Regions from separate parts of the Mus musculus genome. Here region 1 is linked to region 2. Evidence: chromatin loops called from intact Hi-C (ENCODE). Cell type or tissue: gastrocnemius. All regions are shown on one strand. Each heading gives the region's core, and the rest is flanking DNA. Links, peaks and the distances in the headings are about the cores only. Region 1 overlaps Greb1 (gene regulated by estrogen in breast cancer protein). Region 2 overlaps Lpin1 (lipin 1).

Evidence for each region. A loop is a pair of places that touch in the nucleus more often than their neighbours do. Peaks named below come from ENCODE experiments on the same cell type or tissue, not always from the same donor. Only the 100,000 strongest peaks of a DNase experiment are listed, where the experiment ranks them.
Region 1: a loop joins it to region 2, with 15 times the contacts of the local background. A loop is called at or near these places in 16 of 42 quality-filtered maps.

What each region holds. Positions count from the first base shown.
Region 1 is chr12:16,746,397-16,762,849 of GRCm38, reverse strand. It overlaps Greb1 (gene regulated by estrogen in breast cancer protein), which reads left to right. Exons shown (of 35, transcript NM_015764.4): 2 at 3,317-3,398; 3 at 5,611-5,709. Among named protein-coding and RNA genes, the nearest start is that of Greb1, 46 kb to the left of the region's middle. In gastrocnemius, for the core only: a CTCF peak has its summit at 8,338 (motif pointing right); DNase peaks (open chromatin) are centred at 8,348 and 9,504.
Region 2 is chr12:16,561,051-16,577,503 of GRCm38, reverse strand. It overlaps Lpin1 (lipin 1), which reads left to right. Exons shown (of 21, transcript NM_015763.4): 4 at 249-556; 5 at 3,719-3,844; 6 at 6,242-6,340; 7 at 8,985-9,114; 8 at 11,807-12,113; 9 at 12,885-12,978; 10 at 13,692-13,882; 11 at 15,048-15,141; 12 at 16,453. Among named protein-coding and RNA genes, the nearest start is that of Lpin1, 20 kb to the left of the region's middle. In gastrocnemius, for the core only: a CTCF peak has its summit at 6,593 (motif pointing right); DNase peaks (open chromatin) are centred at 6,624 and 8,798; H3K27ac peaks cover 2,307 bases.

The DNA of each region.
Region 1 (16,453 bases), core at 5,081-13,080, 180 kb before region 2:
ATAACCCTCCGACACTCCAGTTCCAGGGAATATGATGCCTTCTTCTGAGGGCATTGCATGCACATGGTATGTATATATATGTTTATATGTATATATGTGTGTATGCATGCAAGTGTATGTATGTATATATGTATATGTGTGTGTAATGCACACATATATATACATATCACACACACACAAATATATATATGCACCATATATATATACCCATACACCATACACACACACACACACACACACACATACACACACACATATATATATATATATATATATATATATATATATATATGCATGTATGTGTATGTATGTATGTGTGTGTAATGCACACATATATCATATATACATATCACACACACACATATATATACCCATACAATATATATGTATATATGTACACACATATGTGTATATATATATATATATATATATATATATATATACACACCGTGTGTGTGTATGTGTGTGTATGTGTGTGTGTATGTGTGTGTACAGGCAAAATATGCATGTACATAAATCTTATAAAAACAAGAAGGACTTCCATAAACTTTGCAGAAGCCATTCAGTAATTAAGTGGAATGAAGGATTAGTTTCCATCACTCCCTAGAAACCACGTAAAAAGCCGGGTGTTGTGTTGCATGTCTTAATCCTAGTCTTGCTACTGTGAGATGGAAGACAGAGACAGGAGACTGACAGGAGGCTTGTGGACAGGATGGTCTGCAGAACGCGGCATGGCAGATACAAGAGAGACCTCAAGAAGGTGTGAGTCCAGAGCCAGCTCCTGAAAGCTGACCTTTGGCCTCCATAGGACCTGGTCCCCAGGGAGCTGTGATAACCACATGCCTCTCTCTAGTAAAGAAATAAATATTTATTTATGTGTGTGTGTGTGTGTGTGTGTGTGTGTGTGTATGTGTATGTGTGTATGTGTGTGTGTTTTGTTTAAAGGAAAGAGATGGTATTTTCAGCTCTAGCCTAGATCTACTGAAACAGAATTTTAACAAGACACCTCAGGTATTCCTACATGTATTAAAATTGACCTTTGCAAACCAGAAAAAAAAATCAGGTTAAGTCCATGTTAAATGAAGTCTAAGCTGAGAATGAAATAAGTTACATTGAAAACCATGTAACACACAAGAAGGAAAACAAGGGACAAATAAGACATAAAATCCAGGCTGGGCGCTGTGGCGCATGGCTTTTAGCCCCGCACTGGGGAGGCAGAGGCAGGTGGAGCTCTGTGGGTTCAAGGCCAGCCTGGTCTACAGAATGAGTTCTAGGACAGCCAAGGCTACATAGGAAGATCCTGTCTTAAAAATATTAGGATAAAGTTCAGGTTCTTGATTACTTGGGATGATGGAATATATATATATATATATATATATATATATATATGCAAAACACTCAGACACAGAAAACATGTTTTAAAAATTGCTTGTGGTCATTTGCATAAGCAAAACCAAGTAACGACAGAGGATACAAATTAGGAAGAAGAACTAAAAGTGCCTATAATTTTGCTTCGCTAACATACCTTGTTCACATTTTAGTGTACTTCCTTCCAGCTTTTCCCCTATATATTAATGAACAAGAGAGCATGGTGGTACTTGGAGGGGGAGGATCAGGAGTTTGAGGTCAGCTTTTGCCATATGGTGAGTCTGAGGCTAGCCTGAGCTACTAAGATGCGTCTCAGACAAACAACTGACAATTATAGAATGTGCTAAAGATGTGAGGGCTGCAGCTTCTCACCTGAGCGCATGCTCTTCCCTGCTACCGTTCACGGATCTCACTATTTGAATAGCTCACCTTAGACGTGTAGAAGCCAACCATAGTAATGAGTTAATGCTAGCAAGAATAATGTGGAAAACGTTAATTTTTTTCCCCTGCAAAGTTTTGGCAGGGATCTGATATTCAGGATCATTCATTGCTTTCTTGTTTTTGTTTTCCTCGCTCCCTTACTGGAGAATCTCCTCAGAGACCCTCATGTTATTTATGTGTGCTCTATGTTGGGGGATGGGTAGGATCTCTTGCAAGGAATTCTGTTACTGAGAAATTGTGGTGCGCTCAGTGGGGACTGGGAGGTCTCTGAAAATTATACTCATGGTCAGTTGTAGCCAGAGACATAAAAGTGTTCATGGTTTCCTTGACTGGGACCTGCCTGTGTCTCAAGGGCAGAGTTCATAACATTGTTGCTTTGAGCAAAAGCCACTGAATTCTTATCTCTCCTTAAGCTGTTGTTGGAAGATCCACCGCAAACTGTATCAGTGGGGGGAAAAAAACCTCAAAACAACACAACAACAAAACTGTAGCAGCTGGGTCATCCTGACCTAGAACTGCCTGGAATGTTTCTAATTGTGGCAGCTGGCAGTGCAGAGTCACCTAGGCAGCCAGAGCCTCTTCAGTGTAAGTTCGTAATCAGACTCATTGTTTCACAGCTAGGGATACATGCCCGAGCCTGTCTGGCTCTGTAGGAGGAGGGAGATGTGCATCTTCCAAGCAGTGAGCTGGGTCCATCCTTACCGGCATTAGTGGGTACCAAGGCTGTCATGTTACTGATGCTGGAGAGCTGGTGGGACAGGGGTGTGGCTTATGTGTTTCTGTGTGGATTGCCTTTGCAGGGCGTCTAGGACATGACACGGTTCATCAAAGATTTGGTAGGATGTCACTATCTTTTAAAACTCTTCAGCTCAACGGTCTTCTAGGCGTATTTTAGACCTCATTTTGCTGAGAAAATGAAGGCTCTGGGGAGTGGCCACTCATCCCCATTATATATCAGATACCCCTAAATGTTTGCCTGAGGGAGAGTGAGTGAGCAACGACACTAGTGGAAGGAAAAGACCTTGAGAGAGACTGGCTGATATGGACCCAGAGTGAGTCCCCACAGTTCAAAGGTTTCTTCGCCTCCCAAAGACCCAGTTTTTAAGTTCTAGGTTCAAAAGACAGGAGGTGGGGGTTGAACGTAGGCAAACAGCACAAGACAGATGAGGAAGTATGTTTATGACTGACAGAGGGATTTATAATCTTCATTTTAAATAATGCCAGGGACTGGAGAGATGGCTCAGTGGTTCAAAGCAATGGCTTCTCTTGCAGAACATGCAAGTTTGATTCCCATCACCCACGTGATGGCTCACAGCCATCTGTAGCTCCAGTGCCAGGGGATTCAATCCTCTCTCCTGGCCAGAATGGGCACCAGGTACACACACGTGGTACACACACATACATGCAGGCAAACTACTCGTACACCTAAAAGAAATTAACCTTTAAGAAAAGGACAAATACTGCCAGCAACCACTGCTAAGTGCGTCATTCTACTTAATCCCCACAGAGCTCCCATAAAGCATCATTATCTTCATGTACTTCCAAGGAGGTCGGAGGGCAGAGGCATGGGATCTGCCACGGGTCACAAGGTAACAGTGGGTGAGAAGGATGGGCCTGGAACCCAGGCACAGATGTCCCAAAGCTTCCCTGGAGACTATTTTCCTGTAACCTATGCCAGGGATAGACATTTCACTGTGAGGTCTGAACTTTTATTTTGTATTTGACGGAGGAAAGAGACCAAGTGAGAAGGGCTTTCTTTTGTAGAACCAAACCTCAAGTATGGGTCCTGCTTCCAGAAGAGAGTCATTGCAGAGAGCCAGGCAGGTGGGGAAAGCTCCGAGTTAGGGTAGGAATGTGTGGGTGGAGTTTATGTGGAGTCCTTGTTTGATTGTTTGTTTGTTTTTGTTATTGTTGCTTTTGTTGTTATAGCCAACACCAGCATTTTGTCATCCTGGCCTTCCATTTGTTCTTCACATAGATGCATAAAATCAGAAACTTTTAAGTTTGTTTTTTTTGTTGTTGTTTTTTGTTTTTTTGTTTTTGTTTTTTTCTAGTACCTCATATCTGTCAGACTGGCCTTGAACTTGCTACATAGCATCAAAGATGACTTTGAACTCCTCACCCTCCTGCCTCTTGGGTGCTGGGATCATGGGCGTATAACTATACTTGACTTCTGCCGTGCTGGGGCTTGAACCTAAACTCTGTGCATGCCAGACAAGCATTCTACCTGTATCTCATTGCAAGAATACAGATATGATTTCTTACTCCAAGTGGGGGGGGGGGATACAGATATAGTTGTTTAGGCTATGACGTAGGTGTTCTTAAAAATCATTGCGTCACGGGAGACTGTGATAACAACCTACGCTTAAGGATACAAGTCATTAGCGGCACATTTTGAAAAGAGATAAAATACTGATAAAATACTGATAAAATACTGATAAAATACTGATAAAAAGGGTAGTGTGTCTTACACATGTGAAAATGGTTAACAAAACAAACAAACAAACAAACAAACAAACAAAACAAAACAACCCACAAACCCCACAGTGAATACAAACTGCTACCTTGAAGGGCATAGGTAAATTTGATGAAGTCATACAGGTGCAGGTAGCCACTGGAAGTAGCCTGTGTTTCTGTGGTTTAGAGGAAGAAAGGAGCTGTAGAAATCTGTGGAAAGTTCTAATACCCCATGTGCAGGGCAGATTTTATATCTATATACTCGCTGGAGTAGTTGGTGGGTCTTGAAGTGTGTCAGTGCATGTATGGTTTGTGTGTTTCTAGGTAGCTCAGCCCAGCTAGGTGCTGTGTAGATTCACTTGCTTCGTATTGCCCATTTAAAAGCTTAAAAACAAACAAACAAACAAACAAACAAACAAACAGATTGGGTCATCTTGAATCTATCAGTCTGTCTATCTCTCTATCTCTCTATCTCTCTATCTATCTATCTATCTATCTATCTATCTATCTATCTATCTATCTATCTATCTATCTATCTATCTCATCTATCTATCATCTATCCACCCACCCATCCACCCATCCACCCACCCACTCATCTATTTATTTTGAACAGGCACATATTCATGCCTTTGTGAGATCGACATAGTGACTACATGTTCTGCTCTCAAAGCATTTAGTCTGTGTGCTTGGCTGTCTCCCCTAACATGGATGAATCTGCAGGAGAATGTACATGTGTCCATCCCATGCCAATCAAAGTGCCTGGGAATAAAATAGATCTATGCAAATGCTTGGCCCCTGAGCTCCAGCCTCACAGGACAAAGAGTTTTTGGAAGAGCTTATTTGCAATGCATGCCTTTCACTGGGAAAGAAGGAGAAAAGGAAGTGGCCCATGCCTTTGTAAGATCTACATCATGAGTTCCAGTCCGGGCTACCGAGTGAGACTGTGTCTCAAAAAGAATTTGTTTTATTGTAATTTATTAGCGCGCGCGTGTGTGTGTGTGTGTGTGTGTGTGTGTGTGTGTGTGTGTGTGTCTGTGTCTGTGTCTGTGTCTGTGTCTCTGTGTGTGTTGGAGGGGTGTGCACACAGGCCAGAGCAGCCATATGAAAGTCAGCAGACAACTTGTAGGAATTGGTTCTCTCCTACCAGGCGGGTCACTGGGGATTGAATTCAGAGCATCAGGCCTGGCAGCAATCAGCCTTATTCCCTGAGCTACCCCATGGGTCCTAAAACTAGATAGCTTTTGAATGATTTCAGGAAGGGTCACTTATGGTGGGTGCGAAGGTGGAGATTCATTGTCAGACCAGATGTTTAAGTCTCTGTTTCTGTTTGTTAATGTCTTTCAGTTGGCTACGTTTCTAGAAGGAAGGACAGCTCTCTCTGCTCTTTGATCCTGGCACCTAGCCCACAGGATGACAGTTGATTGAGTTCTATATAAATGAAAGGTAAATAATTTGCTTATTGATTCAAATGGATTGAATGATTTCTTTGCCACTTTGAGCCCCAGGATTCTGGAATTCACTAATTCAAGGGAAGGGTCTGAGCATACTCTTGCTAGATGGAGAAACCAGGGCCTTGACTTTCCATAAGTATCCCCTAGTTTACACCAGCTCTGTGGACACTAGTTAGTTTGTTTTCTTAACTTTCTGACTATGCACAATAATTTTGTTAGGCTTATAATATTTTTCCTAAATATGGGCATTTGAAGTGTTCCTGCTTTGTGGTTGTTGTTTTCATTGTTGCTTTGAGCTCATTGCTTCTCCTTTCCCCGTCCCCTTCTCCTTCTTCTTTCCCAGTGGAAGGCACCCACTGCAAATATGCTCTTCTAAATACTCTGTCGTGTGAGGCTGGAGCTTAGGAGCCAAGCACTTGCACAGATCTCTTTTATTCCCAGGCACTTTGTTTGGCATGGGATAGACACACCTATGTTCTCTTGCGGATTCTCCCATGTTAGGGGAGACAGCCAAGCACACAGAATGAGTGTTCTGAGAGAGCAGATCATGAGCCTATACCAGGAATAGTAGGGCTGTGAAGGAAGAAGGCAGGGGAGGGGATTCTGTTCTGTACTGGAAGCAGATCCACCATACCTTGGAAGTGGTACTTGAGCTGGGTATTGAAGAATGAGTAGGAGTTCATATTCTGAATAGAGAGTAAGGGCTTTATAGCAGAGCAGAGGTGAGCACCCAGCAAGGCAGGGGAGTGCAGCTTCCATCTCCAGAAAGCATCTGACAGGTGCTGGGTGGCCGCATCTCCCTGAGTGTTCCTGTGGCGCTTCGTGTCCTAAAGTGGTCTGAAAATTGCTCAGGGACATGTTTAGCCAAGCTCAAGGCATGTTTACTTGTTGATGGTGGTTATCATTGGTTTCTGGAGCATTCTGTTGAATAAGCAGAGACTGTGGTGCCTCTTGAAGGTCATTACTGCTAGTCTTTGTGGTTGGGAGTGAAAAATAAAAGCTGATGTGGTAGCAGTTGGCGTGATGGCTGTGCCCATGACCTCAGTGTTCTGTGTACGTGGAAGGGGCTTTTCCAGGACAGCACAGCATTTGAGATGAAGAAGGGAGGGGCTGAGATTTAAATCAGGAGTACAATTCTCGCCACACCCTCACATTGCTGAACAGTGGTGGCAGGGTGAGGGGGGGCTCTCTCTGCCTTGCTGTCACCTCCCATGCCTCCCCTCTCGATATGCTGGTCACAAGTCTATCTTGATAGGGAGGGAAAAGCAAGCCCTGCTTTGCTAAAGTCTTTACATTTGTAGGCTAATGTAAACCTACTTCAAAAGTTAACTGGGGGGCTGGAGAGATGGTTCAGAGGTTAAGAGCGCTCTTCCAGAGATCCTGAGTTCAATTCCCTGTAACCACATGGTGGCTCACAACCATCTGTAAGGGGTTTCGATGCCCTCTTCTGGTGTGTGTCTGAAGACAGCTACAGTGTACTCATATAAATAAATAAATCTTTAAAAATGTTAATTGATTAGAGCAAAAATGAGAAACACCTACAAACACTTGAACTCCTTTATGTAGAGGTGGCTGCAGTGGGTTTTCTGTCTGTCTCTTTATGATATTTGCATATCCGCAGGCTGAGAGCTTATTGGTGGTGGTCTTGGCTTTACCCCTGCTGAGCGAGCACTCTGTGCCTAGTAACTTACTGAATCCACACAGCGCCTCTCTTTTCTTTCTGTTTTCAGGTTTGGGAAACTGAGGTGCATTGTGCTTAAGTTGCTCAGGGTGGAACACCTAGTGACTAAGGGTACAAACCAGTTCAGGACCTGGAGCGCATGGTATACAAACTGCTGCTTAATCATCTATCTCTGTGTTACAATTGAAACATTACAGTAATGAGAATATAGTATAATGTATGTCTAAACACATATATAATAATGTAAAGGATGCAGTATATAGCTATAGAATTGTTATGTTATATGTATGCCAGTGCACCGTTTCCCTGTGATGATCACAGAGGCCAGAGGAGAACATAGGCTTCCCTGGAACTGGAGTTACAGGCAGCTGAACGCTACTATGTTGGTACTGAGAATCGAACCTGCGTCCTCTGCAGGAGTAGCAAGTGCTCCTAGCCACTAAGCCATCAATCTAGTTTCACAGTAGCAGTGTTAAGTCTTTATTTTCTTCCCTCTGTCTCTCCTTTTCTCCCTCTCTCACCCTTTCTCTGTCCCTCTCTCTTTCCTTCCTTCTTTCCTCCCTCCCTCCTTCCTTCCTTTCTTCCTTCTTTCTTTGTATCCTTGTATGGGGACTGAACTTAAGGCTTCTAGGCAGGCCTTCCACTCCTGAGACATAGCCTCAGCCCATAAATAAATCTCTTGCTCGATGTTACAGTTAAGAGGTTATTTGCAGTGCCTTCATGCAGTTTTCGTTGTATGTGGGTGCTGTAGGTTACCTGAGATATTCCTCCTGCTTGGACATTTCCTTAGCTCCAAGTTTCTTAGCAGCACCAACAGTGCTCTGGCAGAAGGTTGCAGATGCATTATGTGTGGTGGTCTTTTTCCCAACTCCTTTGAAGGATAATGATGAGGACAGAGACCCCACAAAGCTGCCTCAGAGCTCTCCAATCTTGCCGAGCAGGACCACCAGGGGGCGCTGCTCCACAGTTGACAATTTCTATGATCATTGCTTAGGTATAGCTGGGGGTAGTGGGGGTATGCAGGTGTGTACCTGGTACTTTGGGGGAATGGTATTTTGAAACATCTAGGAACTGCCTTTGTTGACTTGAGCAATATTGAGAATAATTCAACTTTTAGATTTTGTCACATAGGAAGGAAAATGGCATTGAAATCCCCACCATGTATCCAAGTAAGTCATCATTGTAGGCAGACAAAGGCTAAAGGCTAAAGTTGTCCACCACAGGGAGAGTTGTCTCTCCCTTCCCTTCCTTCCTTTTGCAGTTAGGGTTCAGTTTAGAGCCCTGTATTCATAGAAGAAATGCAGAGAGGGCTCTAAATACCAGCTGGGGTTTGCTCAAAGATTTGCATTCAGTAAAACCAAAATGATGCAAATGAAAGAGCTGACAAATGTCCTCAGGGCCAGGGAGATGCTCAGTGGGTGAAAGCATGTATAGTGTAAGACTGGCAATCTGAGTTCAGATCCCCGGAACCCATGAAGAAGCCAGGTGTGGTTTGTCCCCAGACCTCCACACGAATGCCCTCTCATGTGTGCTCGCATTATAGACGCACCTGCCACAAAACTAACTAAATAAATAAAAGTGATGCCCCTTGTGATTCTCAAAGGAGTTCCAGGTGCCAGGATGCACCCTGTGTTTAGGAGGCGGTGACTCTGAGGGACACTGGTTGCTTCTGGTTCGTGCCAGTGCTGACAGGGACACCGCCCTGCATAGCCGAGCTCTGACCACCACCCTTTGTTCTCCACACTAGCATACTTGGTTTCATACTCCCAAGGACAGAAACTTCTATGTTGGTTTTTTTTTTTTTTTTTTTTAAAAAAAAAAAAAAAAAAAGACCAGTTGAACTGCCTGTGATTCGACCAATGGATTGCTATGTACCTGCCTGGAGAGCGCTGTGACCCATAAGCGCTTCAGTTCTGAAAACATTGACCCAGTAGGAGTGGGGCAGATGGAGCTCTGAACTGCCAATTTCCCCTTTCTTTTCTGTGGGGAGTGTTTGCCGCACTTCGTGGCTGCAGATGCCAGCTCTGATACCAGTCAGTGTCAGGGCTCCTTAGCTAATGGTGTCAGGTCGACACCCCCCAACCCCCACCCCCGGGCTCCCTGCCATGTATCAGGGTGGAAGAGAGCAGCCCGCTCTGTCCTGTCCTGTGTCCTGTTCTCCCAGGCAGATCAAAGGTGCCGGCTGAGGGAGGCGGGTGAGCCACTTCGTGCTTCCTGCCCTTAATGGGGATTTGCAACCTGCTCCTAGCTTGTTGGTTTAGGGGCTGCCTGAAGTGACCAGCTCTCTGGAAGGTATGGTGGATTTGACTTTGGGGTTGAAGAGGTCTGTGTTGGCTCTTACTTATTTATGGCAGTGTTGGCTGGGATAAGCAGATTAGTTGAGATTATTAGCCTCTTGTAAGGTGCTGCTGATGGTGGGGTCCATAACCAGAGGGAAGCACACTTAATTATGTCTTTGGGACTCTTTGCCGTGGTATCTAAGAAGGAGGTAAATGATTTGTTTTAGGCAGAATGGATACAAAAGCCACAGTCAGCGCTACTACAAAGGGCAGGCTAAGGAGACTTAAGACACTTTTGGAGCCTGCTTTGCTGGCCCTGGAGAGCAGGCTTTCCAGTGACATCTTCTCAGCTTTGTGATTCCGTTCACTGCTCGCTGCGGCCAGAATGAAAAGCTGCCCTTTTTGTCCTTCTTTTCGAGAGCACTTGAAGGTCTCCAAAGAATCGCCCTGACCTTCTGTGAACAGATGTCTGCAAAGGGTGGCAGTAGATCTGTGGATTCTTTGCAGGCTGGGCAGGCTCAGGGGAGGAGGGCTTGTAGCTTGGTCACCAGCCACCTTCCCAGCCCCTCCGGCACATACCTCCGTTCCTCCATAGCACCTGTGGAGTTCATGAGTTCTCCAAGACAGACCAGGAAATATACATTCGAATGCTGCCGCCCCTCCCCCCACCCCGTTTCCTGCCGCCAAAGAGTTTATGGGATGCAATTCTGCAGTTTAGTGCCTTTATTGCCATATCATATACTCAGGACTTGCTACTGCTGTAGCATTGAAGCCACCAAGCCTGCTGGGAATGACTGGGAGGGTTGAGCCTGTCATCCTCAGAGGGAATTGCTTTGTTCCGTTCTATTCTTCAAAACTCTGCTCTCAAGCCAGCAAGATGGCTCAGAGTGTGGAGGCTCTTGCTGCTGAGGCTGACAACCTGAGTTTGATCCACCAGGCCCACATAGTGGAAGGAGATAACTCACCCCTGCAGGTTGTCTTCTGGCCTCCATCTGTACACTGTGGAGTGGACATTAGCAGGCAGGCATGTATGCATACACAAACATATACATGCACATATTCACAAACTTTGGGCTCCTGGGACTCAAACCCCTACTTTTTTTTTGTTGTCTGGAGGATCCTTCTACTTGGAATTTGTTCCAAAGATGGAAGATAGAGTCCGAGTTAGTGGTGGCTAGAGTCTGGGGTCTATACGGAGGCTTTGGGTAGTCTATGGCCCTATAGCTATCTCTTGTCATGTATGGTTCTGGAAGGCGGGCAGAGAGAGATTCTGAGGGAAGTGTCTCCAGAAACAGTTAGAACTCAGGGAGGCCTAGGGAATGATTTGGTCGGCATTCAAAATAGGCAGGGCATGCGGAAGGGAGGCCGGTGGGGAGCCAGGCATAGGTCCTGGCCTTGGAGCCTGGCCTTTCTTCTCAAGGTAAAGGGGAGATTGGACAGTGGTGGGGATATATGGGACTGGGCCCCATGAGGCCCCATGCAGGGAGTATTTCAGGCCTGGGTGAGAACTTGGAGGGCTAGGAAGGCTTGCTTTGCTGATGTCACACACGCCAGTCTTGATGCTTCTCAGCGTTTTCTGCATTGCTAAGACTACTGCTGCCTTCTCATCATTTCCTGAGCCAGCTGAGCCCCTCTGTGATCTTACACAGGGTGAAGTCTGTATGTTCTCCGCACTCTGTTTCTTTATGTTTCTCACCAGGCTTCCCTATGCCTTTGTGGCTCCACAAGGCTCTTTCTGAAGGCTGGAGCTGTGTCAGGAGACCTGGTTAACCTGAGAGAGAGTTTTCTGCTCCCCTTTCCTTTTCTCTGGGAGGTGACCTCTGCCCACCCGTTACCAAAGTAACACACCATCAATGCTCACCACGACTACCTGTGTGGCCTACCTAACTGAGGGTTGTTTTGGGGCAGGATAGCTTAAGGTGGGAATGAGATGTTTCCACCGTGCACCAGACTTAGATCGTGGAATCATTGGACTGTTGTGTCAAACTGGGAGGAGAATGATCTTTGCTTCTCACAGGAGCAGGGCAGGGCGGGGTGGGTCAGGCCAGGCCAGGCCAGGCCAGGCCACAAGCACCTGTATCTTGAGGACACCAGCTATCTGAACTTGGGCTTTGAGACTCTTGAGGCAAGCTGTGCCATCTCTAGGAACCTGGGGTGGCCTGGGTGGTGGAGAGAGAACCTTTCTCCATAGGAAACGATTCCAGGCGCTGAGGGAGATGGGGACAGAAGTCAGTGGACAGGAAGAGTTTGAGTAAACTTCTTTGCTGTAGTCTGCCGCTGTTCTTCAGGGGAGCTGGTAGCCATAGATAGTCTCTGTGACTTTTGGAGACTAGATCCAGGCCCGTGTGGAGATGCAGGCTGCTCAATGGGGGGTCGGGGTGGTGACTTTTGGATGAAGACTTAGCTGAAGGAGGGCCATACAGAAATGGTGGCTGAGCAGCACCATGTGTGCTCTGGAAGAAGGAGCACATACCTTGTTCCCTGTTGCTCAGGCAAAGGCCTCAACTGTGTTCAGAGTAAAGAGCAGTAAGGCCTTCAGGTGCTCCTAGGGGGAGAAAAGCCAGCCAGAAGACTTCTTAGATTGTCCTAGGGACATCCTAAGGACCTAAGTTACAACCCAGCTGTGCTCATCTGATGTGATTGCATCTGAACGTTACCATCCTCCAGATCTCTCTGTTACCTCCCCTCACTCCTGCCTTTTCTGAATAGTTAGTGTCTAAGGTCTTCAGCAGCCTAGCATCATGGGACCTAACAAGAACAAATGTAGGTATACATTCATATGTATATCTATGACATATCTATTGATTTATAAATTTAACACATGGACTAGAGTGCCATTAACTATTATTAATACTATAAAACATAAATTATGGTCCGGGGGAGATGGCTGAGCTGATAAAGTGCTGGCTGTGCAAGTGTAAGGGCCTGGGTTTGGATCCCAGGGACCCACTGAAAAAGCTGGGTCTTACAGCATTGTCTGCAATCCAAGCACCGGGGAGGCAGAGCCTAGAGGATTCATGTAGCCAGACAGCCTGTTAAACAAGTGGAGCTGCTGAGCTTCATGTTGAGCAAGTGGAGACTGACAGAGGAAGACACTCAACAGGACTGCTAGCCCCTACTCAGGTACACACAAGTATGTATTGCATATCTAAAAATTAAAAAAAAATGTACTGAAAAGTGATGGAAGTGAGTAGATAAAAATGTACTGAAAAGTGATGGAAGTGAGTAGATAAACTGGCGAAACTGAAGGCTTGTGTTTCTGTGTGTTCTTTTGGGGTTTGTCGCTGTGATGGACAGACTCTGCAATGGGGACTATGTGGGCTCTGTCTGGAGGTCCCAGCAGGACAGGTAGAGCCTCATTCTCTGAATACTTGCAGGATTTTCTGGACTCTCAGTGTGACAAAGATGTAACCCACCCAGAGGACACCAAGCTTTGAAGTGTGTGCATGTTAGGTTCTTTAGGCCAGCATCCTATCAGGTGTATCCTACCTTTTGTCATTGTCATTTGACATGATGTTCTCATCCTCACAGTTTGTTCTGAAGAGCCAAAGAATTGAGTTACAGAAAAGATGACAAAAGTCTCTCATAATGTGTAAAGTAAGTGTACAGCTTTGTGCTAGGTCACATTCATAGCTATCTATGGCTGCATACAGCCCACAGGTTGAGGTTTGCGTTGCTAGAAGTTGTCATAGCCTACCATGAAACTGGGCAATGCCATGTCACTACTAGAAAAGGTACTGGCAAGGATGGTTATGCATAGGTTTAGCTGGGAACACAAGTGTGCCTGAGATGCTTCTGTTTGCTGTTTCAGCTAGTCAGAGATACGTTTCCCAGAGGACATGTGTGCAGTGTGTGTGTGTGTGTGTGTGTGTGTGTGTGTGTGTGTGTGTGTGTGTGTGTGTATTTGTGTATGTGTAGGTCCAAGAATAGATTGTGGGAGTACGTTCTCTCCTTCCACCATGTTGGATTCCAGGGACCAAACTAAGATCATTGGGCTTGGCAACAAAGACTTAATTGCTGAACCAACTTGCTGGCCCAAGGGCAACCATTTCCTTTCTTCAGGAGAGATTTACCTTTTTATTTTCTTTTTCTGTCTTTTTATAATATTTTTATTAGATATTTTATTCATTTACATTTCAAATGTTATCCCCTTTCCTAGTTTTCTCTCCAAAAATCCCCTATACCCTCCCTCTTCCCCCTGTTCCCCAACCCACCCACTCCTGCTTCCTGGCCCTGGCATTCCCCTATGGTGGGACATATAATCTTTGCAAGATCAAGGACCTCTTCTCCCATTGATGGCTGACTAGGCCATTCTCTGCTACATATGAAGGTAGAGATACAAGCTCTGGGGGTACTGGTTAGTTCATATTGTTGTTCCACCTATAGGGTTGCAGACCCCTTCAGCTCCTTGGGTACTTTCTCTAGCTCCTTTCATTAGGGGCCCTGTGTTCTATCCTATAGATGACTGTGAGCATCCACTTCTGTATTTGCCAGACACTGGCATAGTCTCACAGGAGACAGCTATACCAGGGTCCTGTCAACAAAATCTTGTTGGCATATGCAATAGTGTCTGGGTTTGGTGGTTGTTTATGGGATGGATCCCCGGGTGGTGCAGTCTCTGGATGATCCTTCCTTCAGTCTCAGCTCCGAATTATTATTATTTAGAATAATGCCTTGTGCTGCAGTGTTTCATTTGTTTCTAGACCATCTTTTCATTCTTTCTGTAAAATATGAGAGTTTAGCTTTCTTAAGCATTCTATAGCAATTATATATCTTTCTTTACACATGCCCTGAACACACACACACATATCCAACCACCCTATCAAATAGATATGTATCAACATGTGTGTGTGCATCTGAACACACTCAACATTCAATGATAAGCATGCATGCCTAGGCTCACTCATGTACAAGACAGGCACGCACTTCCTCCCTTCCCTCATCTTTGAAACCAGGCGAGTCAGTCTGCCTTGTGGACTCATGGTCTGTGAAAACTAACACTCTCATTTTGTCCATCTCTTTCCCCTGCAGGTACTGACTGGTTCTTTGCTAGACTTCAAATTCTAATGAATCTACCAAAACTCCATCCCCATATTTTCATAGAGCTCAAAAAACCTTGCAGTGTGGTGTAAAACACCACACAATCCAGTCACTTTGGGACATCCTTCCTGGAGCTCCCGTGTCCCCTGCTACCGTGACTTCACACATGTTGTCACTGGCACCTGTGAGCCCCTTTACTGTCTCATGTGTTGGGTTCACTAACCCTAACCCTAACCCTAACCCTAACCCTAACCCTAACCCTAACCCTAACCCTAACCCTAACCCTAACCCTAACCCTAACCCTAACCCTAACCCTTTGCTAGTGGCCTTCATTTCCTAGTAGCTTCTCAAGACCTTGACTTTGCACAAACGTATTCTCTCATTTCTTTGGATCATGATCTTGATTGGGTATGAAGTTCTGGGAAGAAAGGTTTCTCTTGGAATTCCAAGACATTATGTTATTATTTCAAATGTCTGGTGTCCCTCTTGGGAAATCAGAGCCATTGTGGTCATTTCAAATCTAGAATTTGATTTTTTCTTCTCTTTTCCTCGTTGGCAAACTAATATCTTGTGGCCATACACCGCAGTTCGTATCTTTTTTTCTTCTTCTTTTATTGTACTGGGTCCTCATAGGGTCCTTTGATCTAGACTCTCCTGTCCTTCAGTTCTGGTAAGTTCTCTGTAATTTCTTGTGTATATTATTCTTGCCCATGTTCCTCTTCCTGGAACTTCCAGGAAGCTCATGGAGTAATCTTAAATTTTCTTTCTTTCTCCTCTAACCTTAAAGAGTATCTTCTAGCATGTCAACAGGATAAAGATATTAAAACAAAACATGAGGCCAGGCAGTGGTGGCTCATGCCTTTAAGCCCAATACTTGGGAGGTAGAGGCAGGAGGATCTCTGTGAGTTAGAGATAAGCTTGGTCTACAGGGTGAGTTCCAGGATGGCCAGGGCTACACAGAGAAACCCTGTGTCGAACCATCCCCCCTCAAAAGGAAAAAAAAAAAAAAGAAAGAAAGAAAAAGGGAAAGAAAAGAAACCATGAAAACACTTTCCTTTAGTATTGGTGCCTGCCAGGACCTTTCTCAGCCAAGATCTTTGCCATCTTTCTTGAAGTGGGGAGGAAGTTGATTAAATAAATATATGAATATTCTCAGTGACTTTATGGGTGTTTTAGAGTTATTGTGACCAGGTTTAGTTCTTCTCCTTCTTCTTCTTATCTTGAAACTAATATGACAGGACATTGACAACTACTAAAGAAAGGTAGCTTAATATTATAATGGTCTGAGTATATAATTAAATAATTCAGATGTTTTTATCTTTTCTATCCTTCTATTCTTTAACTTCAGCTTTGCTCTTAGGTTCTCCCACTGAAGCTTAAATTTCCAATATTTAGGCGGCTTAGAGGAGTTCAGGTTTGTTTTCTGCATGCTCTTGTTTTACAATGTTCTGTTTTTGTTTCGTGAGTACAATGTTCCAGTGAGAATCCTAAGTGTGGGGGATTTTACTTTCTCTGCAGTTTTGTTCTGTCCTTTGGCTGTCTCTTTTGCTTTGAGCTTTGAGGGTAAAGAATTTCCCAGTAGCCTTTGTGATGCCCCGCACTTTTTTTTCTCCCTTATGTCACATATGGACTTCTGTACTGGTTGTCATTTACCACATATGACCTAAAATTCTAATCCTTTAAATGAGTGAATGTTCTGATTTAGCTAGACATGAGTAATTAACCATGCTACCCAT
Region 2 (16,453 bases), core at 4,387-12,386:
ATGAGTTTTGATGGTTTGGAATCATCGGTGATGGCCTGACTCTTATGATGATAGGAATACTGTCTTCCATACAAGACTGTGTTTGAGGAGTGGATGACTCTGACCCTCTGTCCCATGCCCCCCTGTGGCTATGAAATGCTGGGCTGCGGTTCCCATGGCTCTCTCTCTCTCCTGAATAAGTCCTTTGTCATGACCCCTCTCCTTCCCTTCAGTTGTATTAATGGAACTCTTGAACACCTCCTGTTTAGGAAATCATCCCCATGTACCTGGCCACGTCCCCCATCCTGTCAGAAGGAGCTGCGAGAATGGAAAGCCAGCTGAAGAGGAACTCTGTAGACAGAATCAGGTGCCTGGATCCCACTACAGCTGCCCAGGGCCTGCCTCCCAGCGACACCCCATCCACTGGTTCTCTGGGGAAGAAGAGAAGGAAAAGGAGGAGGAAGGCCCAGTTGGACAATCTCAAAAGAGATGACAATGTCAACACATCTGAGGATGAGGACATGTTTCCCATAGAGATGAGCTCGGATGAGGACACAGCACCGATGGATGGAAGCAGGTGAGTGAGCAGTGAGGGGGGATGGGTGGGAGCACGTGGACAGTGAGGGAGGACGGGGTCCATGGATGGAGCACGTGGACAGTGAGGGAGGACGGGGTCCATGGATGGAGCACATGGACAGTGAGGGAGGACGGGGTCCATGGATGGAGTACATGGACAGAGGGAGGACGGGGTCCATGGATGGAGCACATGGACAGAGGGAGGATGAGGTCCATGGATGGAGCACATGGACAGAGGGAGGACGGGGTCCATGGATGGAGTACATGGACAGAGGGAGGACAGGGTCCATGGATGGAGTACATGGACAGAGAGGAGGACGGGGTCCATGGATGGAGCACATGGACAGTGAGGGAGGACGGGGTTTGTGTTGTAGGAGGATGAATTAATTTCTTCTTCTTCTTCTTGCAAATTGAACTGAACTTGTAGCTGAGGATCACCTTGACCTTCTGGTCATCATGCCTCTTGCTCTCAAATACTGGGATTATAGGCGCACACCATCCTGCTCTGTTAAATGGGCTGGGTTTGAACATGGGGTTTTATGCATGGTAGGCAAGTACTCTACCAACTGGACTACATCTCTGTCCTAAATGAGTTCCTTTGTAAACATGATTTCCCTAAGTTTTTTTTTTTTTAAACCGTTCCTTTTTTTTAAACTGTTTTTTAAACTGCTCCTCTGTTAGGCATCTTAGACTGAATTTTTGCAATCAGTTCATGAGCCCAACTCAGAGAAGAACAAAGCCTCCCCCCAGTGTTTGAGCCTAAGACGCAGTTGGTCAGGCCAGGCCTCTGTGGCAGGGAACTCCAGCTTTCTGAAATAAAATAGGAACAAGAGTCAGCAAACGGGCATTTCACAGAAACCGTCTCCTAGGAACTTGTTTATTGACTGGTGCTGGTGGCCATGTCTGTGGCATTGTGTATGCTAAGCCACCACTGTGTCGTCGAGTCCCAGCCCTTACCCCTCACTGGCTGCCCCAAACCCAGCTGTTATTCGCCGAGCCCCAAGTCTGCCTGTGGCCTTGAGGCAGACCTGTAGGTTGGGAGGCTGTGTGGTCAACACAGTGCTAACGATGACTTGAGCCCACACTCACTTCATGTTAAGCAAACCTTTCCACTTTAATTTGAATCATGCCCCCAGTTTGACGAGCTTCTATCTCTTTGCTTCTAAGACTATAGCAAAGCTCAGTTTGTATGTATGGATTTCAGTGGAAAAAGCCAGTTTTGAAAACTAATTTTTAAAAAAATTGTTTATTTTATGTATATGAGTACACTATTGCTGTCTGCAGACACACCAGAAGAGGGCATCAGATCCCATTACAGATGGTTGTGAGCCACCATGTGGTTGCTGGGAATTGAACTCAGGACCTCTGAGCCATCTCTCCAGCCTGACCCTGTTTCAGATGTTTATGATTTCATGTGCTTTTGATAATCTTTATGTCTTGTTAACATATAGAAGGGATAAGGAACACCAAGAGTAGACTATTTCTCTGCTTCATTGGTCAGAGTGAATTATGTTTTCCTTTTGAGATGGGGACCTTCTGTGACTGAAGGTGACCTTGAACTTCTGATCCTCCTGCCTTTACTCCTCCCAAGTGCTGGGGTCACAGATGTAAGCCACCACACTCATTTTTTTTGTGGCACTGGGGTGGAACTCAGAGCTCTGAGCATACTAGGCTAAAAGCCGATGGAGCTGCGCCCCCAGTCCCCAGATCTGTATTTTCTTCTGGTTTATACTAGAAGTTGTCTGGCCTCCTTGTCTTCCCTAACTGTAGCCTGTGATCTTCTGTGGGTACAGAGGCTGTTGGGCTTGCACTGGTTATAATGGCCTCTCACGTTGAGCAGCTGGCTACAGGCCCTTCCAGCAGCATCAGAAGTGTAAACAGAAGGCCTCTGCAGGAGTGGGCTTGTGAACCATGTGTTGTAATGTCTGTGGCCTATCTGAAGCTAGGAAGTTTTGCAGTCATGTTTAATGATGGCTGCCATTTATTTCTTCGGCCAGACATGAGACATGTTCTCTGTGGGCTTTATGTGTGTGGTTTTTTGTTTTTTTGCTTTTTGTTTTGTTTTGTTTTTGAGTGGCAGTCCCCCTGTAAACGGAAATGTTCTAGAATACCTGGAAACAGTTCCTGTTGAGCTACCTCTCAGGCTCTGGTGAGGGGAAATGTAAAAGGTGACAATAAGATGCTGTAGTAGAAACCAGGTGTGGTAGCACACATCAGGAAGCCTGGAACTGGATAGACTGAGGCAGGAGGATCACCAGCTTGGGTGACTTAATGAGACCCTATCTCAAAGTATAAGAGGCCGTAGCTCAGTGGTAAAGTGCTTGCCTACCATCTGTGAGTCTTGGGTTCCATCCCCAGCACCCCTCCCCCGCCCGCCACACACTTGAGGATGTACAGTGGCACACATACACTCTTGAGGATACTGTGGTGACACAGCCACACGAGAATGCTACCAGGGCTACACACACACACACACACACACACACACACACACACACACACACACACACACATCACACTTGATGCTACCAGAGGTACATGCACATGCTCGAGGGTGCTGCAGTGGTACACACACATGCTTGAGGATGCTGCAGAGGTACACACACATGCGTGAGGATGCTGCAGTGGTACACACATGCATGAGGATGCTGCAGTGGTACACACACATGCGTGAGGATGCTGCAGTGGTACACACACATATTTGAGGATGCTGCAGTGGTACACACATGCTCGAGGGTGCTGCAGTGGTTCACACATGCGTGAGGATGCTGCAGTGGTACACACATATGCGTAAGGATGCTGCAGTGGTACACACATGCTCAAGGGTGCTGCAGTGGTTCACACATGCGTGAGGATGCTGCAGTGGTACACACATATGCGTAAGGATGCTGCAGTGGTACTTGATTGGTACAGTCATTATGCTCATGCCCTGGGAAGGTCATTTTAGGTTTACAGTCAACCCAAGACAGATGCACAAATGCACACTTATATGTGCCGACTTTTACCTTTTCCATTTTCATCTCCACACCATAGCATGCGCCTGTGTATGTGATGGAGGACATGCTAATTAGTGAGGTCCTTAGATGTAAGCAAGAAGAAATTGGCTGTGTTTTGAATCTGCCCTTGGTAATTAAAAAAAAAAAAATTTGGCTTTTCCCTCTAGAACTCTTCCTAATGATGTACCACCATTCCAAGATGATATTCCTAAGGAAAACTTCCCCTCGATTTCAACGTACCCCCAGTCAGCATCGTATCCCAGTTCGGACAGAGAATGGTCCCCCAGCCCCAGGTAAGTTGCTATGTGTGTCAGAGGGTTTTGAAGTCAGCTATAGAAAATATGTCTAAAAGAAATAGTGAAATAGAAATTAAAACTGAAAATAATTAGGATCAGAAAATCTTGAATGTGTGTGATGAGGGGTGTAAATTAGGAGTGAAGGTAGAAGGCAAATGAATCTCAGACCTGCGCTGAATTGAGATTCCATCTGCAGGCATCTTGCGAGGTTCTGTGGGTCAGAGGCCCAGCAGGAGGGAAAATACCTGCTGAGTTACCTAGTGCCCATTGGCAGCAGGAGAGGACAGCATGGCCAACCTGGCTTTGGTCCTTAGCCTTGAAGTGACGTTTAGATGCAGGGACATTGCTGCTGTGGGGCTCTGACATCACCGAGGACTGGCAAAGGGATGCTGCCCTCCGTTTAATCCACACTGCTGGATTCAGGCGCTCCTGCTTCCCTGGAATGCCTTTCCCCTTGTCCCGGAGCTCCATGTGAACCTGAGAACGGAACTGCAGCTCCTCTGGGCACAAGTGACCTTCCCGAAGTTCTGCCAAGAACCTAGGGAGGGCAAAGACCCTGTTTTCTTGTGGGACAGGCTCACCCCTGCTAGGGAGAAAACTGGTTGCTTCTTGGGTGGCAGACAGATCCTGGGCATGATAATGGTTTGTGGCCTCTAAAGGACCATAGTTTTAAGTGTCATGGTGGGTGGAGGATAGGTTGTTAACTTGCCAAGCTGTTTGGGGATGTGGATATAGTCAAGCCAGCTAAGCAACATGGTGGCTATGGTGTCCTTGGGCTAGCCTACCGGATGCTGTATGTTTACTTGTAGTTTAGAATGGAAGTGAGTGTACCCTGGGACTGTGGCATGCGCTGCCATCCTTGTCAGACACCTGTCTTGGTTCCAGTTTGCTCAGGGTCATCTTGAGAATAAGGCAGCCGCAAGTCATAAGCTAGGGCTGAGCTATCATGCTTGATCCTAGCTGGGACTGACTGGAAATGCTCATCTACCAGAGGATAGGGTCTACTTGCTTAGAGATCAGACCTTCCATTAGGTACCAAATACTTAGCCATATATATGTATATGTGTGTGTGTGTGTGTATATGTGTGTGTGTGTGTGTATGTGTGTATATATATATATATATAATGCTTATGTTTATGTATATATGTGTATATAAGTACATATATGTATATAAGTATATATTTATAAGCATATAAGTATATGTAAGTATATATATATGCATGTGTGAATGTATGTATATATATAAATATGTATATGTATGTAGTTTTATATTAGACATGTTGTTTTAATTTCTTTTCCTATTGTTGTAATAAAATGCCCTGACAAAAGCAACATGCATGCACACATGCACACAAACACAAGTACAAAAAAACCTTTGCAAAAAAATCAAATTAACTTAAAAGATTTTATTCGACCCACATTTCACAGAGTAATCCATTTAAAAACATTAATGAGATATTTTAAATATTGTTTTCATAATAAACCTTTTAGGTCAGTGATCCATTCTTTGGACCCAGCAGACAACTATCTACACCTCTCTAAGATGCCTGGAACCTCATGTGTTCTTGTCCTGGTTCAGGGAGATGATCCCAAAGAAGAGAAGACATACTGACTTAGGAAGAAAACAGAGCACCGTCTTTAGACGCTGTTAATTGATTGATGAAACCTATTCTTCATTAATCTGAAGAATGTAAAAGGAATGTTTAGGACAGCCCAGGGAGGGACTCACTGTCTCTCTTGTTCTCCTTGTGAGTCCAGGATACTGATGGCATCAGATTATGTGACTGTTGTCACATGGATTGAACATAAGGATACATAGATTCTTACGTCGTCCACACTTGGAATAATGTGTTTTATAGGAAACGAGAGAGAGAGAGAGAGAGAGAGAGAGAGCGCCCATGTCTGAGTCTGTAGATCATGGAGTTTGATTCTATGCTGAGGTTCAACCAGACATGTGTGGTCTTGCCTTGGCTGAAGGCACAAGGATCAAATGGGAAATGGGTCTTGGCAGCTTCCTATCTTTGCATCCCAGGAAGTTCATGCTGATGGTGTAGGGAGGTAGCTCAGGTTAGTGGGTGCTTGCTTAGCACGCATGATGCCCTGGATTCATTCCCTGTCAGGGTGGAAAACCGGGCAGTTCAAGGTCGTCCTCAGCTACAAAGCTGGTTTGAGGCAGCCTGGGTAGCAGGAGACGAGCGCAAGAGAAAGGTCACGTTGATTTCCTACGGATTTCAAGGTAGCTGGCCTTTTGCTGGTGCTGGGTGACAGCCAAACGTTTCCATTTCTTAGAGTCGTTGTGCTGAGAGCCACAAGCAGTGGTAGAACATTTCGTTTAACTGACTGTGACATTTTCCCCCCCTTTCTTTTTGCTGTGTGTCCGTCCGGTGCCTCCAGCAGCCTGGTAGATTGCCAGAGGACTCCCCCTCACCTGGCCGAGGGAGTTCTCTCTAGCTCTTGTCCTCTGCAGTCTTGCCACTTCCATGCTTCGGAAAGGTAGACCTGTTTTTACAGAAGCTGTGATCTAATTCTAACTCCAATCACTTGCAATGAAAATTAACTCGCAGGATATAAAACAAATTTTGATCTAACACTTAAAATCAGTTGTGCTCACTAACCAACTTACTTATGAAAAAATACTTCCTTTCGTTTTAAGTTGTAAGTAGGCGATTAGACATGTTTATTTTAAAGATGTATTTACTTTGATATGCTTGAATGTGTGCCTGCATCATGTATGTCTGTGTACCACATGCATGCAGTGCCTGAGGAGGCCAGAAGAGGGCGGTGGGTCCCCCCAGAACTGAAGTTGGGAAGGATGGAGAGCTACCTTGTGGGTGCACTGGGAATTTAACCTAGAACCTCTGGAAGAGGAGCATGAGGTTTTTTTGTTTGTTTGTTTGTTTTTCCCGAGACAGGGTTTCTCTGTATAGCCCTGGCTGTCCTGGAACTCACTTTGTAGACCAGGCTGGCCTCGAACTCAGAAATCCGCCTGCCTCTGCCTCCGGAGAGGGCTGGGATCAAAGGCGTGCACCACCACGCCTGGTGAGCATGCATTCTTAAGCAATGAGCCCTGATTAGGCTTGCTTAGAATTCCTCAGATGGTCTGTCCTAGGTGCTGCTTGACTCTGTGAGTGGCCTTGAAAATCCGGACAAGGAGCTGGAGACTGAGAGACCATGTTTTCTGTGGTGGGGCAATTGACAGACAAGTCTCTGAGCTAATTTTAGAGCACCACTTTAGAATAGCCACTTACTATAAATATTTAAACAGCCTATTAGGCTTTCTGTATAATGGGTTCCCACAATCTCCACGGCATTTCTAGAGCAGAATTTAGAAGAACGGCTTAGGACCAGTCTTGGGGCATGGGCTTGTGTTTTTATCAGGGCCTCCCCCACATCCCCTCGGTATTGTTAATTTTGTGGACATTTCCTCATCTACTTTTGAAACTTTATAATCAAAGTAAGCACTGATTAATTTCTGTCTGGGGATCATAACTGTTACAATTTTATTTGACTTAAAATTTAAAAATTGATTTTACATTTAATTATAAGTACTGACTCCCCCTCTTCAAAGCACATATGTGCGCATTCATGTAGGTGGCTGTGTGCTTGTGTAAGTGACGTCTACAAGTGGACACTGGGTTCCCTAGAGTGGGAGTTAGAGGCAGCTGTGAGCAGCCTGTATGGGTACCGGGAATTCCAGTCCTCTGTAAGAACTGTTAACTCTCCTTAGTGTTCCACCTTCCCAGCTACCTCTCCAGTTCCCGTGTGGTGTGTATGGTGTAGGGTTCTATTGTAGAAGCTCTTTTTGTGTGTGTGTCTTGTCTGTATGGTGTAGGGTTCTATCGTAGAAGCTCTCACAATATGATTTACCAGGAGCCTCCTCCCCAGTCAGGCTAGACCATGAGGGTTGCCCTATGGTAGTGTGCTTTCATTGGGAAGATCAGTGGTCAGCGGGTGCCAAGGGAAGGGGGAAGCCCTTTGTGCCTCACTGTAAAACGAGGGTCAAAGAGCCTGAGGTCTGGCTTTATGGAAGCACCATACAAGGCCAGGCTAGCTATGTAGAAAATCTCTCAAATAGATACAAGTTCACTTGGCCACGGAGTTGTGTGCACTACGGGGCTCTTCTTTAACCAACAGGAAGTGCCATCTTGAGTTGGCAATGGGACTCAGATAAGTGAGATTTGGCACAGCCAGGGGAACGGATAGGGGCTGTAGAGAAGCCATTTCCTGCTTTGTGTGAAAGGGCTGCTATGTTCCTCTTGAGGGAAGTGGTGTGGGAGAATAAAAAGAAAGAGAACTATGACATTTCTTCCGGCCTTGTAGCTTGGTGTCTGTGAGAATCGTGGGTCTGCATTGATACTTTTGGCCCGTTAATTTGGCCGAACAGACATGAGACTTGGTTCAAATGTTAGAAGTAAAAATGTGTGCCGTGGAATGGAGGCGCGTCACTGTCACTTAGGAGCAGCACAGTGAGGTGACACAGAAAGCCTTTGTTTGATAGGTTCCTGGAGACAGCTGCCTGGTGATCCAGTGTAGTGAAGTTGGCACACAGGGTGTTTTCCTTGTTCTCAAAGCCAGTGTCTAAACCTGGGATACAGTGTCAGCTGGTCAGGACCCCTTTGCACCTGCTGGAGAGCTGGTGCTTGCTAGGAAAGTGAGAGCACGGGTGAGAAGCCTGTGTGTGACAAAGGACAGCAGTTTGTACCCAAGAACCCTTCCCCACTTTTGCTCTCTTTGCCCCTCTGATTGTTTCGCCTCTTCATCTCTGTCCTCCCCTGTCCTCCTCCTCTTCTCCGTCCTCCTCCTTCTCTCCTCCTCCTTTCTTTAGTTTATTGAGAATTTCCATTTCTGATTCTATCCCCCTCACCTCTCAAGTTATAGCTCCTTTTACTGTCCTTCAGTTTGGCTACAAGGCTGGCCACCTTGTTACCTTGTTAGAGGTGGTAAACAGTGACCTCTAGTGGCCAAAGGAAGGCTTGTCAGAGGGAACGGCCCCAGGGACGTATCTTCTGGGTTACTAGAACCTTTGACTCTGAGACAAAACCAAAGGTTTTTTATTTTTTACTTTGTTGTTTTGCTGCTGTTGTTGTTGTTTTCTGATTTTCCCCCCATTCAAATCATGGTTTTGTGTTTCCTTAAGTCCTTCAGGCTCCCGGCCCTCAACACCAAAAAGTGACTCTGAGCTGGTCAGTAAGTCTGCAGACAGGTTGACGCCAAAGAATAACCTGGAAATGCTCTGGCTGTGGGGTGAATTGCCACAGGCTGCAAAGGTAAGCCTTTGAATCTCAGTGTTACGGTGCATCGAGGGTGTGTAAGTTAGCTCCATCTGTGTGGAATTACCATCCCAGCTTTGTAAAGGGATGGACTCCCGGGGTGCTGACTCAGCAAGTGTGCCTCTGGGCAGGGTGTGGCTGTGTATTTTGAACAAAAGAACCTACACTGTATATCGCAAATATAATATAAAATATATATTAAATATAAAAATGCAAAGTCAGTAAAGAAGATAACGCAGCTTGTGTACAGACCCTAGCTTCTTTGCAGCCTTACTTCCCCAAGGCCCATGGTGGTTAGAGAGGTATCATGTCGTAGGAATGGAGCGGTGCAATCTGAGCCCCTTGGAAGAAATGCTGTTATCTAGGAAGGCTAGGCTCTCCTGTAGAGAGAAGCCACTGGGGCTGAGATGGGGGTGTGTGCGGTGTAAGGACGAGAAGAAGCCAGTGGACCGCAGTGTGCGAAGCTTGCAGCTCATCAGTGGGGAATAGTTCTAACATCTAGTTGGTGAGGTCTTGATCCTAAACCTTTGTACACCCCGGAGGAGATGGAGAAAACCTCCGTGTGGTAGAGGCCAGGAGGGTCTGGGAGGCGCATTGCCTTGGGTGTGAGTTCCCCACTGCACTTGACAGCAAGGTGATCTTGGACATGGGGAAGCCTGCATATCCTTATCAGTAAAATATATGAATAGACAGATAAGCTGAAAGAGATGGTGTGTGAAGTCACTTCCTCAAGTCTTCTCTAAAAAATATTTTGTAATGATGTACATGGTGTGCATTTGCATATAAATGCAAGCGCCCAAGGGGACCAGGAGCATTGATTCCCTGGAGCTGGAGTCCCAGGTAGTGTGCTATGATTAGGTAGCTTGGGCTACCAGATGTGGGTACTGGGAACCCAACTTACGAACCATCTCTCCAGCTCAGTATTCCCTTTCTTCCTTCTTGGGTGTGCCTCGGTTTCTCATCTTCTCACCCTGTAAAGTTCACATATACAGTTGGTAATATATATATATATACATATACATATACATATACATATACATATACATACACATATACATATACATATACATATACATACATACACACACACATATATATATACACACACATATACATACATATATATTTACATATACATTTATATATATATATAAATAAATCAGGCACACTTCCAAGAACACAGGATGACAGGATTTTGTTTCAAGACACTGTGCCTCATATTTCAGCGCATTACAGACATCTTAAATGATTTCATTTCCACCTTTAAGAATAAATCATAAAGGCTGGATATGGTGGTGCATTCTTGTAATCCCTACACTTGAGGGGGAGTCAGAGATAGGCCTGGTCTTGCAAGTTCTACATAGCAAGACCCTGTCTATGATATATCTAATACGTATGTATACACACACACACACACACACACACACACACACACACACACACACACACACACACACGTTTACATATACATTAAATCTATATCACAAGGTTCTTAGAGGATATTATGGTCCCTTGAAGTTCCGTTCAGTGCATGTAATGAGTGCATGAGTGAATGCAGAGAGTGGGTCTCTTGTGGCTGGTTATGGGTGGCTTCTTTCCCCTTCCAGGCTGTATTGCGCTTCTGTGGAGAGTTCTAATCTCTGTCTGTGAGCCTCAGGACTGGTCCAGCCAGCCATCCTAACACATCCCCCTCAGCAGTTGCTGGAGAGCTAGTGTGACAGTGCAGACCTGGCTGCTTCTGGCCAAGCAGCTCTAACTGCAGATCTACCTACCGTGGCCTGGTTCTGTCTGTGAGGGGCCCAGGGATATCAGCTAGGGAGGGCCTGCCTGTGCGCATCAGTTTTCGTTTGTCTTCCTTTTTTTGTAACTGCAGATGTCTGCATGGTAAATTCCCTCTGGTGCAAACTGATCACCACCATGTCTTCTCCAGTCCCATTTTTGGGGAGAAAGTTTAGTGAAATCTGATAGGTGTGTCTAGAGAGATGCAGGTTTTAAGTAAGCAGCTCTGTATTTGCACAGTGGGTGCATATCGATGCATCCTGATCCCAGGTCCCAGAGAGACTGCGCGTGGCCAGCAGCAGGGAGAGCCTTACCCGTTCTAGCTGCTGTCCATGCTGAGTGCCCACCCTCCTGCTCTGTGGTAACAGAGATTGCTCTTGCAGGATCCCTTCCCCACACTGTCCTGCATAGATGGGATGCATTTATTCTCATTTCTGAAGGATGTCCTACCGTGAGACCCACTTCCCGTGTGGGCGGGGGCTCCTGCTCTGCAGCAGGGATGGCCCCGTGAAGGTGCACACGAGGTAGATGGATCAGAGTTGTCATAGCCAGCAACAGTGTCCCTCCTCCTTGTCTTCGATTCAGTTTTGGACCCAAGTGTCCACAGCTCCCACCGTGCCATGCCACCCCTCCCAAAGACACTTGTGTGCTCTCTGGCTGCTCAGCCTTGGCAATGCAGGTGAAAACCTGGGACCCATGTGTTTGGGGCAGCATTTGCCACGAGAAAGAGAAGCTACCAGGGCCACGATGTTCTCTCTGCAAGCTTCGGAGATCCTGCTCTTGGGTTCTCTAGGCGGGTGCCACGGACTGTTAACTGACCTCCTGTTGTTTAACTTCCTAGCTTTTCTCTTTGCCTGGGCTTTCAGCATTCCTCAAAGCCCCCTTCCCTCTTTTGTCTCTCCTTCCTTAGTCCTCTTCTCCACACAAGATGAAAGAGTCCAGCCCCTTAGGGAGCCGGAAGACTCCTGATAAAATGAATTTTCAGGCCATTCACAGCGAGTCTTCAGATACTTTTAGTGACCAGTCGCCAACAATGGCCCGGGGACTGCTCATCCACCAGAGTAAGGCCCAGACGGAAATGCAGTTTGTGAACGAGGAGGATCTCGAGTCCTTGGGGGCGGCAGCCCCACCTTCACCCGTGGCCGAAGAGCTCAAGGCCCCATATCCCAACACCGCACAGTCGTCGAGCAAGACAGATTCCCCTTCCAGGAAGAAAGGTATGAAGCCGAGCATGGGGCTCCCCACGTACTTCCAGGCTGCACACCAGAGACACTCCAGCCTCATGCAAAGTTTCAAATATATCACAGAAGACCCAGGCCCACGGCATCTGTTGTGTTTAATCTTCAACCTGTGCTTTCTCGACTCGTGAGGAGATTGAGTGCCCCTTGTCCTAGTGTGAGGCCAGACATGCTTAGCAGTGTTAGAGATCCGTGGTTCCCAACCGTGACAGGGACAGTGATGTCTGACCAGCTTACACCGGTGCCAAGTAGTGATGACACAGCCTCACCCCAGTTAGCCAGGTAGCACTGTGCAGCACTGTGGGTTGGTATGGGCCAGCCACACAGTTCCCAGCATGAAGTGGAGAGGAAGTCTGTGAACACAGTGCCCCAGGACCCATCATGCAGCCATAGGGATGCTGTGTCTTAGAGTGTCAGCAGGGAAGTGTTCAGGCAAGGTTTTGTTGTCTGCAGCTATCAATTAAGGTAATCATAGCGACAGCTTTACTGTTGAGGGACTAAAACCCGTCAGGCCCTCTGTGGATGAGTGCTGTGATGTCACTCCCTCTGGGACGTGCAGAAGGGAGTTCTGCAGTGCACTTGTTGGCATCTCGGTGTGTGGCTCATGCGGGGAGGGGCACGGGGAAAGGGAGGGGACGGGGAGGCAGCCATGGTACTGCACTTTGGGCTCGGACGCTGTTCTTGGAGATGGAGCTCCTGAGTTGGTTTCTGGGCTAACACATTTCTGATCCATTCCATGTACTCTTTCAGATAAACGGAGCCGACACCTTGGAGCTGATGGTGTTTATCTGGACGACCTCACGGACATGGACCCTGAAGTGGCAGCCCTGTATTTCCCCAAGAAGTAAAAGTTCTTTTCATTGCTCAGACTACTTTATTTTTAGACTGGATTCAAGTCTAGGGTATCCTTGAATCGTGGTGGTCCTGCTGCCTCAACTTCTTGAGGGCTTGCATTGCAGGGTTGAGCTATCATATCACTATCTGTCATAATGGATGATACCATTTTTTGTAGTCTGAGAAGGGCCAGTTTAAGACACTCTCTCTCTCTCTCTCTCTCTCTCTCTCTCTCTCTCTCTCTCTCTGTGTGTGTGTGTGTGTGTGTGTGTGTGTAGGGACATGTGGCTGCCCTGTACCCTCTCTACAGGAATGTGAGTTCAAGGCTATTCCATGAAGGAGCCTGAGTCTGGGTTGCAGTGAGCAGTGGCCCACCATCTAAGTGAGTGAGTGAGAGAGAGAGAGACAGAGAGAGACAGAGAGAGACAGAGAGAGACAGAGAGAGGGTCCCTTTGGATATAAGGAGAGCCAGTGCTCTGGTGGGTAACAGTGGCCTCTCACACACACACTTTCACTGAGGTTTGGAGTATCACAGGAGAATGTGACAGGCCCTCCTGAGCCAGCCTTTACTTTGACGTCTATTCCGATGTGTTGATGGCAAAGCTGCCCTGAGGTGGTAGGTAGCAATTGCTCCTTTTTGGTGCAGCTGTCTGGAGGGTCATTTGGTATAATAGTCAGAGTGAGGAAGGCGGGATGCTCAGGACAGCTTCTCTCTCCTTTCAGTGGGGATCCTGGTGGGCTCCCCAAACAAGCCAGTGACAACGGAGCCAGGTCAGCCAACCAGTCACCACAGTCTGTGGGAGGCTCGGGCATCGACAGTGGTGTGGAGAGCACCTCCGACAGCCTGAGGGACCTGCCATCCATCGCCATCTCCCTCTGCGGTGGCCTCAGTGACCACAGAGAGATCACCAAAGGTACTAGGCTGTATGGGACAGCACCCTCTTGTGGCCACTGGTCAGAAGATCCGGGAGCTGAGAACTCTAGGATCAGTTCTCCAGCTCCTGGGTGAGCTGGAGAGAAAGAGGAAGGTTCACCGGTCTCTGGCCCCACACGAGTCTGGTTACAGTTAGAATTTTGTCAGGGTGCAAGGGCCTTTAGGCAGCAAGAAGGCTGTTGGGGCTGTTTATTCTCAGAGATGATCGTGAGCACAAGTGGGTGTCCCCTGTGTCCAGGGCCAGCCCTGAAGAGTGTTCAAGGCAATCCTGTTGGGGGACAGCGTAGGGGTCACATCAGTAGCTCTGTAATGTTGGGAGTGTGTGTGAAATCTCAGGTCCTAGAGGAGGGAGAGGGCGGTTGAGTCAGTTTGGGGAATTCTGGAAATGTTCCCCTCCTGGGTTCCAGAGGCTGCACTACTAGTAGGGCCTTAGTGATTTACGCACACCGTCTGCCATACTGGAAAGAAAGGTCTGGGCACCCCATGATAGGCCCAAGGCATGGCCCCACTGGGCAGGGAAGGTGAAGGAAGTCAGTGTCTTCAGCCAGACCCTCAGAGGCTCTCTGGGCCTTCTGCTCCCATAGCATTCCCACCTGGAGGGCCTGCCCTGAGCTTGGGGAGGCTGGCACCTCCAAGGATGAGCGAGAATGAGCGTGGTCAGCAGCAGGCCCTACAGGGCTCGAGCTCCCGCACTTGGCATAGGTGACAGTCATTGGCCGTGCAGCTGCCAACACTGCCCAAGGCCTCACTTTGGGCAGGATGCCGAGTGCCATCCTCCCTCACTTAAAGGACCATGATGCACATGCTAAGGGCACGGTCTCTGAGGCCTGGGAGTTCAGTCACTTGTCTCAGGTTACCACAGCGAAAGTGACTCAAGCTGGCATCCCTGGTAAACATTCTCCGCTTCTACATGCCGGCTCCACTCCCATGTTTGTTGATATCTTAATACCCCCTCCCCCCAATTAAAACATCAAGCCGGGCTCCCTCTTTCCTGTTGTATTTTGTAGGATTTGTAGGACTGTCTGTAGTGCTGTTTGTAACCTCCCAGGGAAACAACATGGGGATGAGTCTGCTGAAAATTGGCCTGTTTCTTTAAGAAACACATTTTGTGATTCCCCCCTCCTGTCCTACCGTTGCTACCACAGATGCATTTTTGGAACAAGCCGTGTCATATCAGCAATTTGCCGACAACCCTGCTATCATCGATGACCCCAACCTCGTGGTCAAGGTTGGCAATAAGTGAGTTCTTGTTGACAGTGGCACCGTGTCAGGCCTTCCGTCAGGCCTTAACAAAGTCTTTGTTAAACTTAACTGTTGCCCTTTATCATTTGGAAAATTTTATGTTCCCATGCAGCTGCTGGGTTGAGATTATTGCGAGTCTTGGGGAGTGTGTGTGTGTGTGTGTGTGTGTGTGTGTGTGTGTCGGTGTCTGTCGGTGTGTGCACGTGTATGTGTGTGTGTGTTTTATGTAAGTAAATATGTGTGGTGTGTATATATGGTGTGTCTGTGCATGTGTCATATGTATGTATGTATGTATGTATGTATGTATGTATGTATGTATGAGGAGGCCAGAGGTACACATTATCTGTCATCTTTGAGCACTCTATCTTTTTTTGTTTTTTTTTGTTTTTTTTTTGAGGCAGGGTCTCTCTGTGTAGTCCTAGCTGTCCTGGAACTATGTAGACCATGTTGGCTTCAAACTCCCTGAGATCTGCCTACCTCTGCCTCTCTAGTTGCTGGGATTAAAGGTGGTTGGCACCATACCCAGTCTCCTACCTTATTTTTGAGATGGGGTCTCCCACTGAATCTGGAACTTGCTGGTTTGGCCTGACTGGATGACAGGCAATCCCCAGGCATCCCTCTGCTTCCACACTTCCCTAGCACTGGAGTTACAGGTCTGTGTCACCAGGCTTGGCTTTTTAATGTGGGAGCTGGGGATCTGAAGTCAGAGTCTTTGAGGGCATGCACCTTACTTACTGAGCTGTCGCCCCAGCCCCATCTTGGGAATTTTAATATGTGCTTGCACCAGAAGTTGAAATTGACAGTGTCAGGGGTGGTGCCCAGACTCTGGGGCTTTGACTATCTGGTCCTATGCATAGGCACAGCTGCCCTTAAGTTTAGAGATGTTAGTTTATTGCCATCCGAGGTCTGTGGTGTGCAGTGACCTCTACTGACTGTTGGTAGACTTTCCCCACTGAGATGAGGTGACAAGTGGCTTTTTTATGTGTTGTCTCAGGAGGTTATGGAGTAGTTGCCTGTCCCTTTTCCATGGAGGTCAGTAGGTCATGGCTTGGAGCAAGGATCACAGTGGGACTTGGCTGCTGCCCAGCTAGTGGCATGTCTGTCTGTCCACCCTCACCACCTTGTCTGCTGCTGATCCTCCACCCTCACCATAGCTGTGAGGTGAACAGGAGGGAGGGAGGCATTGTGTAGACAGGATCAGTGCAGAAGTCTTGGTGAAAGGCATCACTGGGGTCCACCTGTTCTGTGACATCCCACGTGACAGTAGACATGGCCCCCTCTTCTGACACCATTTCCTTGTCTCGCTAGG